Regions from separate parts of the Homo sapiens genome. Here region 1 is linked to region 2. Evidence: chromatin contacts called from ENCODE Hi-C or POLR2A ChIA-PET data. All regions are on one chromosome and are shown on one strand. Each heading gives the region's core, a stretch centred on a gene start or an enhancer-like site at or near the end of the contact. The rest is flanking DNA. Distances are from core to core; before and after follow the strand shown.

The links. Hi-C counts contacts between places; a loop is a spot of excess contacts on that map. ChIA-PET counts read pairs that join two places held with the same protein, here RNA polymerase II (POLR2A). Pooled maps may share reads with other maps.
Region 1: a pooled map shows a loop between it and region 2 (4-fold over the local background). The contact joins two enhancer-like sites. A Hi-C loop is called at or near these places in 5 of 50 pooled maps. POLR2A ChIA-PET finds 5 or more read pairs at or near these places in 3 of 52 experiments (activated CD4-positive, alpha-beta T cell, activated CD8-positive, alpha-beta memory T cell and activated naive CD4-positive, alpha-beta T cell).

Annotation. Positions count from the first base shown.
Region 1 is chr13:24,180,817-24,185,902 of GRCh38, reverse strand. The region is part of intron 1 of SPATA13 (spermatogenesis associated 13); the gene reads right to left. Among named protein-coding and RNA genes, the nearest start is that of MIR2276, 21 kb to the right of the region's middle. Within about 2 kb of position 1,907, at least 9 of the 41 ENCODE cell types and tissues checked have a DNase peak (open chromatin) inside an H3K27ac peak, as active enhancers do.
Region 2 is chr13:24,125,149-24,130,255 of GRCh38, reverse strand. It overlaps a transcript of SPATA13 not described here. Among named protein-coding and RNA genes, the nearest start is that of SPATA13, 33 kb to the left of the region's middle. Within about 2 kb of position 3,040, at least 5 of the 41 ENCODE cell types and tissues checked have a DNase peak (open chromatin) inside an H3K27ac peak, as active enhancers do.

The DNA of each region.
Region 1 (5,086 bases), core at 658-3,157, 57 kb before region 2:
GCCTACTGACCTACCCTGCTTATTTTGAACTTGCCAGGCTTCACAATCACATGAGCCAATTCCTTAATCTCTCTCTCTCTCTCTGTCTCTTGATGTATGTGTGTGCGCACACACACACATTCTTTTAGTTCTTTCTCTGGAGAACCCTGACTAACACAGGGCTCATGAAAAAAAAAAACTGCATCTATTTGTATGTGTTCTAAGTTAAATCCAGGAATTGAGAAACCTTCAATTATGATGTTTCATATGATGTTTAAAACACGATGCCTATTACGTTAACACCAATTATTTCCTTAAGATTTCTGAAATGAGACCATATAAAGGACTTATCAATAGTCATTATGTCAAAATTACAGAAGGCTATTAATGGATTTAAAATTAAACGAGTAGTTATTTCCAGAGGTGATATAAAAGCCTTAATTTGGCCATTTAAAATCTTGGTTCTTTCAGCCCTCTTAAAAGGTTTATTTCTCATTAAGTGGATCTCCAGATAGCTTAAGAATAAATTACAGTCTTGAATCAGGAAAATCTAAATTATAGGGCCCTAAAAATCATCCTCATGGCAGTACTTCACTAAGAAATAAAATCCCTTGTGGAAAAAATTTCTTTATAAAGCAAGCAGTAAAACTTCACTGAGTGCCTATCATGTGTGATGGGCACTATTACACACAAAAGCATTTATTGTATGGTCTTTTGTAACAAACTAGCATCTACTCAGCAGCACAAAAATACGTCACAGGGGAACTTCAGGGCTTATGATTAGGAAAGGTGGCACACAAGGAGCTACAGAAAGCGGGGGAAATGCCCGAACTGGCAACAAATGCAGTGACAGAGCAGGTCCCCTGGAGAAGCAAAACACAATGCTCGATACACGTGCCTTTCAAAGACGGCCCCAGTGCCCACTTTCAAAGGCACCCGCACTTTCCTGAGGAATGACCCATACGGCTGCTAGGACTCTGGAAGAGTAAAGAAGTGGTCATTTTCCGTAGACTCCGTCGCTTGACTCAACTCAGAACAACAGGAAAACAATGGATTTTCCTTTTACACTGCCTTTCATCAAAATAACTAAAGAAGTATTTTATTAAAAAAAAAATCTGGACCCATCCTGCCTTTTCAAGTCTTCATAATGTCACCAGAGAGGTCATACCATGGTGGACACGATTTTATATTAGGTCCAGTCACTTGGACCTTCACAACTGAGATCATGAAATTAGCAGAGCGTTGAACTTTGTCCTGCACAGAAAACAAAACTCCTCACTGTGATTAGTGAGTTCATGCTGTTGCCCAGCATTAAGTTAATGGATAACAACAATTACACATCAGAGAGAAAAAAAATCAACAAGTTAAACAGACACTCTAGAAAAATCAAAACTGGCAACACTACCACCAAAAAAGTGATAATCTTTGTGATTTGGTTGGCTCCATTGTACGCTTTTCTCTTCACTTTCCATCCAAATGAGGGTATCTGCTGGTGACCAAATGGTTCTGGGCTGGTGGCTGCTTGGCCCAGCTGGGACCCGCACAGCAGGTGCAGGTTCTGTTGAGCTCAGCAGTTTTGGGTACAATAAGTAAGTAATTATTGGGTACAATAAGGAAAGTAATCTGGCTCCTTGGGTTCAGGGCAAAACCAAACATTTTTCCCAGAGAATTTTCTGTATGGAATTTCCACATCCAAATGATTTTAACACTGACCTTCCAAAATAAGTCATTCTCAGCAAGCGCCAGCACCAGGTACCCATTCACTCAAAACTTATTCAGACACAGTCGTCAACAGATGCCACAGGTAAGGAAGCCCTCATAGCTCTGTTACTGTCCCTTGGCGCTCTCCTCCACACTTCTCAAGACTGTCCTGTGAAGGCAGCTGGCTTTTCTGGGTGACCTTGAGCGCGCCACTTCCTGTGTGTTTCAGTTTTCTCCTGGGTAGAGGGGGGAGTAATGTCTGCTCAATGTGCTGTGTGTGGGAAGTGACCCAATACATGGAAAACACCATGTGACGCTGTGTCTGAGGAAGCGCCCGTGATTATTTTAAAAGTCACATGGAGCAAAACCAGGATGAGAGTGAGTGCCTCTAAGCCTCTACTCCCAGCACAGAGAAGAGTCCTGCTCACCCCGCCCCCTTCTCACCCCAGGAGTGCTGACAGGTACGGCCACCATTAGCCCATAGAGAACATTATAAAGCAGGGGTGTCCAATCTTTTGGCTTCCCTGGGCCACTCTGGAAGAAGAAGAATTGTCTTGGGCCACGCATAAAATACACTAACACTAATGATAGCTGCTGAGCTAAAAAAAAAAAAAAAATGTAAAGAAATCTCATAATGTTTTGAGAAAGTTTACGAATTTGTGTTGGGCCCCATTCAAAGCCATCTTGGGCTGCATGTGGCCCGTGAGCCGTGGGCTGGACAAGCTTGTATAAAGTAGTGAAAGCCTTGACTTGTACCTCTTGGAAAACTTACAACATAGAAAGCGTTTCAACCCTTAAACACAACGCTATTTTGTGTACTAAGCTTAAGGCATGATGATGCCGTTGTTAAATGTTTCTAGTTCTGTCATTCAGTCTTGGTTGGGTTTGATGGTGGTTTTACAGAGGGAAGTGATAAAGGATGATGTCTATCCTCAAGAAAATGTGTGTTTATTATATTTGACTTGTATTGAAAAATGTTTCATATATGTTTTTATATGTGAAAAATTCAGCCCTCTGCCAAATGCACCTCAACATGCAAACAAAAGAAAATTAGATGAAAAAGTTTAGACTCAGTGAGAGAGTGTGTTGGAAATTATAACCCCTCAAAAGTTATAGCTTTACTACCTTGAAGTCATCCAGGTATGCAGCAATCTCTCTATATCTTTTCTGGCAAGTTATGTGAATGAGGAATATATGTAAGCAGATATCCTCAGAAGCCCTGATTCCAAGTGTACTGATAAAAACAATGGTGCCCCTGAATGCACTAAGCCACCCTGGGCACCAAGGCCCTGCTGTGAGCCCTCGGTGAGCTGCCTTTGCCTTCTTTGGGTTTGGTGTAATGGACTAGCTTTGTTTACCTGGCCCGACTGATGTGGCGCAACATGCTGAGTTTTTCTAACACTGATAAAATCTGCACAGCCAAATATATTTAACCCCAGCAGAACAAAATTACTAGAAATGACAGTTTTAAAAAATTAAAGGAAATGTCTTCAAAAAAGACAGCCATTGATATGGTCTAGATGTTTGTCCTCTCCAAATCTCACATTGAAATGTGATCCCCAGTGTTGAAGCGGGGCCTGGGGGAGGTGTTTGGGTCATGGGGATGGCTCCTTCAGGACTGGCCTGGTGCCCTCACCAGGGTAATGGGTGTGTTCTCACTCTGTAAGTTCACTTCGAGCTGGCTGTTTAAAGGGCCCATCCTCTTTCCTGCGCTCTCTCTCTCTCTCTGTCTCTCTCTCACTTCCTCTCTCATCATGTGACACACCTACTTCCCCTTCACCTCCCACTGTGACTGGAAGCTTCCTGAGGCCTCACTGGAGGCAGATACTGGCACTATGTTTCCTGTACAGCCTGCAGAACCGTGAGCCAATTTAACCTCTTTTCTTTATAAATGACCCAGGCTCAGGTATTCCTTTATAGCAAAACAAAAAAGACAAACACAGTCATACATGCCTCAAAGTTTAGTGTTACAACACTGCTAATCCCATCCATAAACTGAGGCTGGTGGAAAGGACCTTTCCTGCTTCTAAGCCTCAGCCTAACTGGAAACAGATTTTTATCTCATCTGGCCAGGCCTCTTTCCCCATGCAAGGATCCTTCCTAAAGAGGAAAACAAAACCAAAACAAATACCCCAAACAAGAGTTTTCCACAAGTAGTTTAATAATTCCAACACAACTTTTTATTCAAACATTTATTACATGTCAGACACTATATGAGGTGCTGGGATTTTAGGAGAGTGCCACCACATCCGGCTAATTTTTGTATTTTTAGTAGAGATGGGGTTTCACCATGTTGACCAGGCTGGTCTCGAACTCCTGACCTCAGGTGATCCACCCGTCTTGGCCTCCCAAAGTGCTGGGATTATAGGTGTAAGCCACCACACCCGGCCTATACTATACTTTTTATAGTTCATGTAAAGTGTATGCTTTCTACTTACTTACTTTAACAAAAAAAAAAAAAGTCAACTGTAAAACAGCCTCAGGCAGGTCCTTCAGGACAGAGTCCAGAAGAAGGCGTTATTATTATAGCAGATGACAGCTCTATGCGTGTTACTTCCCCTGAAGACCTTCTAGTGGGACAAGATGTGGATGGAGGTGGTAGACAGTGATATGGATGATGCTGACCCTATGTAGACCTAGGCTAATGTGTACGTTTCTGTCTTCATTTTTAACAAAAAAGCTTAAAAAGTACAAAACAAAAAAGCTTAAGAAGTGCAAAACAAATTTTAATAAAAAAAAGATTATGGAATAGGGACAGTAGAGAAGAATAAGGCTATAAAGAAATTATATTTGTACAGCTGTATAATATATTTGTGTTTTAAGCTAGGTGTTATCACAAAACAGTAAAAGATTTTAAAAATTAAAATTTATAAAGTAACAAGCTTATAGTAACTAAGGTCAATTTATTATGAAAAAAGTTTCAATAAATTTAGAGTGCTTGCTTCAGCAGCACATATATTAAATACATTTAGAGTGGACTAAGTGGACAGTATTTCTAAAGTTTAGAGCAGCGAACAGCAATGTCCTAGGCCTTCGCATTCATTCCTCACTCACTGACTCACCCAGAGCAACTTCCAGTCCTGGAAACTCCATTCATAAGTGCCCTACATAGACAAGTCATTTAAAAAAAAAACTTTTATACCGTATTTTTCTGTACCTTTTCCATGTTTAGACACAGAAACACTTACCATTGTGTTACAGCTGCCTACAGTATTCAGTACAGTCACATGCTGTATAGGATTGTAGCCTAGAAGCAACAGGCTACACTAGAGAGCCTGGGTGTGTTGTAGGCTGTACCATCTAGCTTTGTGTAAGTACACTCTGACAATGTTCGCACAGAGATGAAATTGCCTAGCAATGCATTTATCAGAACGTATCCCTGTCATTAAGTGATGCATGGCTGCAT
Region 2 (5,107 bases), core at 1,791-4,290:
GAAGCCATGGGCCAGCCCCTGGCTTCCAGGGTGGACTCCCGGGTGCAGGGGCTTGTGACTGCCCTGAATGATTCCCTTCACACGAAGTGCTGAGCACCCAGGCAGGGTGCAAACCTGCCTCAGCCAGGACAGACCCTGCAAAAGAGGGATGATATCAGCCTGTGTGTTCACCACCACTCTGGGCAGAAAGAAAACATCCTGAAGGAAAGGGCTGTGTGGAGTAGCCTCCTGGCTACCTCACCCACCTCTTTGCACTTCCCTAATCCACAGAGGACCTGGAGGGACTCCCAGGTGAATTTCTCCACCCGGGAGCAGTACAGGCAACCAAAGGCTGGGACCCCAGGGTCCTGCGAGGTCCTAAGGTTATTAATCCCCCACCCTTGTCCCAGAGCTGTGGCATGGGGCTTCAGCCCAGGGGACACGGACAACAGGCACAACAGCACTCACCATACAGGGACTGAGGCAGGCTTTGGCCACATGGTAAGCTGATGCCAGGCAAAAGTTTGTCTTATGTCCTGAATAATAACTATGTGTCCATCACACAGCCTTTGGGTGTACACAGCCTATTTAAAGCAGAAACAGACAGAAATCTGGCCAGGAACCAGAAGCCACTAGCTCTTCCTTTGATTCCATACATAGGGTGGCCCTGCCCGTCTCCTCTGACTTCAGGCAGGCACCAGCCAGGTGATTCAGCCAAATAACAAACCTGTCCCTACTAATTTCAGGGTTAGGCCTCCAGCAATCCTCCGGTCTGCAAATCACCCTCTCCCCTCCTCTAACTCCAGAAGGTTGAGGGCCATAAGAACTTTAAGTTTAAACTTTTTCTCACATCCTCAACGATTCTCTGGACAAGCCTTGTTCTGTGTGTTTTGGCAATTTTTTTCCATCCTGAAACATGGAAGTTAAAAATAATTGAGCATGGGAATTGAAGGATGAAAGTCAGATCTGGGATTCCCTTTCCCTCATGCTCACATGGGACAGACGCTGTACTCAGACTTTGATGGTTGGCTGCTCCTCTGACCCCCAGCATTCAGCGTGGACTGTGGAAACCCACCCGACACTAGCACCAGAGTCTGGACAGTTCCTTTTTTCAGCCCACACCACCTGGACTTTGGATTGAAAGCCCATGCTGCAGAAGCCACTTCTTTAAAGTATAGGATCATTAGAAGTCAGCCTATCAGAGGAATTCAACAAACAGATGGTGCGGTGCCACAGGGTGACAACAACAGAAAGGGTCACTTACCCCGGTGTAGAGTTTGTCACCCACTTTTGCAGCAGTCACACAGATGGGCTGTTCTACTAAGCCTTTAGTGGAACCAATCATTACTTGATCTTGGGTGAGAAAAAAAAGTATAAAAAGGTTTTAGCTCACTTGTTTTCTTGCCAGATCAATTGGTAATAAAATGACATTTTGCTTGCAAGAAATGTAAGCACAATGCGATTATTCTACAAATAAGTGCAAGTGGCTAACCTTAGGTACGTATTTTTTAAGGGAAGTAAGCAGTTTTTTTTTTTTTTTTAAATAAGGTAGGACTTTTTTTATGTTTAAATTCTCCTGAAATATACTTTTTGGTTCTCTTGCTCCCGGGAGTCCTGTTTCCACAACAAGGCCTGTCCACATCAGCGAGGAGTGTTAGAATGCAGATTTCTGGGGCCCGGCGTGGCTGTGGAGGCCTTAGTTTGGGATGCCGAAAGACAGGCTATTCTCAGAAAGCTACCTGAGGCCTGAGAAGCATGACCTGGACCCATGCACTTTCCTAATGGCTCTGCCCCACCATTTAATTACCTCTGAGCAACACCCTTCTCTTCACCTAGCTAGCCAGAAGCCAGAAAAATCTGACCGTACATTGGGGTTTGAATAAATTAAAGTGGATGCATTAGAACATCTTGAAACCTTTGCAGAGCAGGTTAGGCAAGTTCCAGAAGGACAGACCTGGCAGAGCATTTCTGGTGATGAAGCCACAATGTCCTTTCCTGTCCCACGTGTAGGTCACCCCTCCGGGCACAAGGACAATGTCCAACTGGCCATTGTGGAGTCCAATTCTCAGGGCAGTGGGCTCGATTCTGGGACAGTCCACTCTACTGCTGCCTGTAGAAGGTGCTTTCTTCCTCCGAATAAAGCCCCAGGACTCCAGGATTTACAGTTGATATGTCAGAGGCTCAGTCCATCCAGAGCCTTCCCTACAAGCAAAAAGCTTCCCCACCCACCTTGAAGAAATTCACAGACATCAAAAGATCATTGTGTGGCACATGGGTTAGCCCTTGAATTACAGAGCAATTTGCTGTCATTTACTGTAAATGCTGTTCGTTCATTACATCATCATTCTGCCAACGGAGGCATGAGGAGTACCTGGATGCAAACTCAATTCGGTAGGAAGAGTAAGAAATAAATGAAGCTGTACCAGACTTGATGCCTGTCTTGTTTTTATTCCTTGCTGTGCAATTTAAATTTATGATACCATTGTCTTTGAACTTCAAATGTTAAACTTGCTCACAAGTCAGTATTTTTTGCTTTTTTTCAGAACCTGATCACTGTTCAGCAACCATTGATGGGCGCATATTATCTGTATGGAGATTTACCAATGCTTTGTGAGAAAACAAAAATGCCTGTTCTCAAGAAACTTACCAGCTATGGGCTGGAAGGCTCTAAACTGAACTTGAATGACTCATCACAGTCATCTCATTTCTTGAGCTCTTGCTGTGCTGGAGATCTTCTGTCTCCTTGGTTCACTCTATGGTTCACCCTTCTCCAGCTGCTGTCCCCAGAGGCTGTTCTCAGTAGACTACCTACGGGGGCTCCCCTACCCTCTGGCCTCTGGTTGGATTTCAGCAATGGGGAGGGAGCCCAGGCAGGGAACTGGAGGGAGAGAGAAGGAAATGACGCTGGTTGTCAACTCCTCCCTGCTGGTGTCATTGTGGGATGGCTTTGTCTCTTGACTAAAGGTCACACAGTACCTGCAAGGCAGGTTCTGGCAATGCCCTACTCCCACCCCCTCAGAGCTGGAGAGGGTGGCCTCACTGCTACCAGCCTGGGTAAGCTCTGTCCCTGTTGCTTCCTACCCTGGCCACACCTTTGTAAATAACTCCCTTATTAAACAGTCCTCTAGTCATCCCCCTTCCTGCCAGGATTGACTGGCATTTCTACCTCAACACTGGTATTCTCCACTTAAATCCTCAATGCTTTAAGGAGGTAATATTACTAACTTCATTATACAAACCTCGGAACTGGTCTCAGAGAGATGAGATAAGACCACACATTAGATAACAAATGTGAAAGGATTTAAACCCATTTTTGTTTGATTTCACAATCTCCAGTCTTCCCATTATGATCTCTAGAGAGAGAAAACGTTTAGGGTAAAGATTCCTAGAGCTGCTAAGTTAATAATAAAAATAATGGACTGAGTGCAGTGGCTCATGCCTGTAACCAAATCCCCAAGCTGACAGGCCAAGGCAGGTGGATCTCTTGAGCCCAGGAGTTTGAGACCAGCCTGGGCAACATAGTGAGACTGCATCTCTACAAAAAAATATAAAATTAGCTGGGCATGGTGGCACACACCTGTAGTTGCAGCTACTCAGTAGGCTAAGGTGGGATGATCCCTTGAGCCCAGGAGCTCTAGGCTGCAGTGAGCCATATTCATACCACTGCACTCCAGCCTGAGTGACAGAACCTGTCTCTGTCCTGCGCCCTGGGAGTCTGTCTCTCTCTCTCACACACACACAAATATATATACGTAAATGCTTATTTTTCGCTCACTTTCTCTTGCCAGGGAAACTCCAGAATAGACACAATTGTCGTGGGTTTTAAGGGACATGAAGGAGAAAGTTACCCAAGTCCAACATCTACTGAGGAGCAATCTGTCAGCCCCACAGGTCAGAGCAGAGTGTGGCAGTCATAAGTCCAAGATCTGCTTGTGAGTCCCTCCATTTCCCATTAAGTTAATGCTGTGAAAAACTGTTTCATTGGCCTTAGGCTGTACCCCACCTCCAGCTACCCCTCCCCCAGACTCAATCATGGGTCACAGCCGCAAAGGCTCCCCATGGCTCCTGCCCCCATGACTTCATCCTGGAGAGGAAGTCCCTGTAGCAAGTGAGGGCAGAGAAGTGAGTGGAATTCCAGCAGGATCTTGCAACAGACTGGGAGTGGAGGAAGATGCTTTCTCATCACTTCTAGAATGCATCAGAAAGGAAGATGCAAGACTCTCGCCTGTTTGATACAGGGCTCCTGGCTCCCCTGCTCTATTCGTACCTCCCCAAGAACCACAGGGCCCAAGCCAGGAGCAGAGCCAAAGGCAGCTGCTCTCAGCTGCAGGGAAAAGCATAGGCAATAGGGAACATTTGAAATCCACATTCCAGAGTGGGCCCCCTTTTGCCTTCCATTCGTCTTTTCCTTACTCTTCCAGTTAATTGACCAGAAGTTTAATGAGCACCTATTGTCAACAACAGCACTAGGCTTCCTGTGTCCTTCTGCCTCCTGGTTCCTTTTTGCTCCTTCAAAGCGCAACTTTCCTTGGGCTGCCCTCCTCCTTATTCCTCACCTCCAAAATGAACTCTTGCCTCCTTCCTGCTCCTGAGCAACAAAAACGTCCATCCCTTGAATCTTGACAATCTCACCTAAGTCAAGGAAGAATTCCTTGGCTAGTAATTCTCACTAGGTGAACTGAGAACTCTGCTTAATTCTCCCTCGCTCCTTAAACCACTTGGTTGGTGAATTTTAGAAACTGTGCTGGGGGTGGTTTAGGTTGGTCCATACGACCCCTGAAGGGATCATGTGTATTCTGTATGCTGAAGGAGGTGTGGAAAAGGAGAAACCTGCAGTACATACCCTCCATGCCCCCTGGTTCCTGCCTTTGCTTTGCCTCTTGCCTACACTCTGAGGCTTGAAATGTCCTAAGTTTCTTTTCCCAAGACAATAAGGTGAGTCTCATTAGGAATGACAGGAAGTTTCCCTACTCTAAGTCAAGGGGCTCCTCCCTCTCCCGCCGTGTTAGGAGATGCAACTCCCAGGCTCCTCTGCTGAAGAAAGCAAGAGACGTGAGCCCTGAGCCACTAAGCACCGATTCCAGAGCCAGTGTAGCGGCCTCTCCACGCAAGCTGATGTTATGCGGGA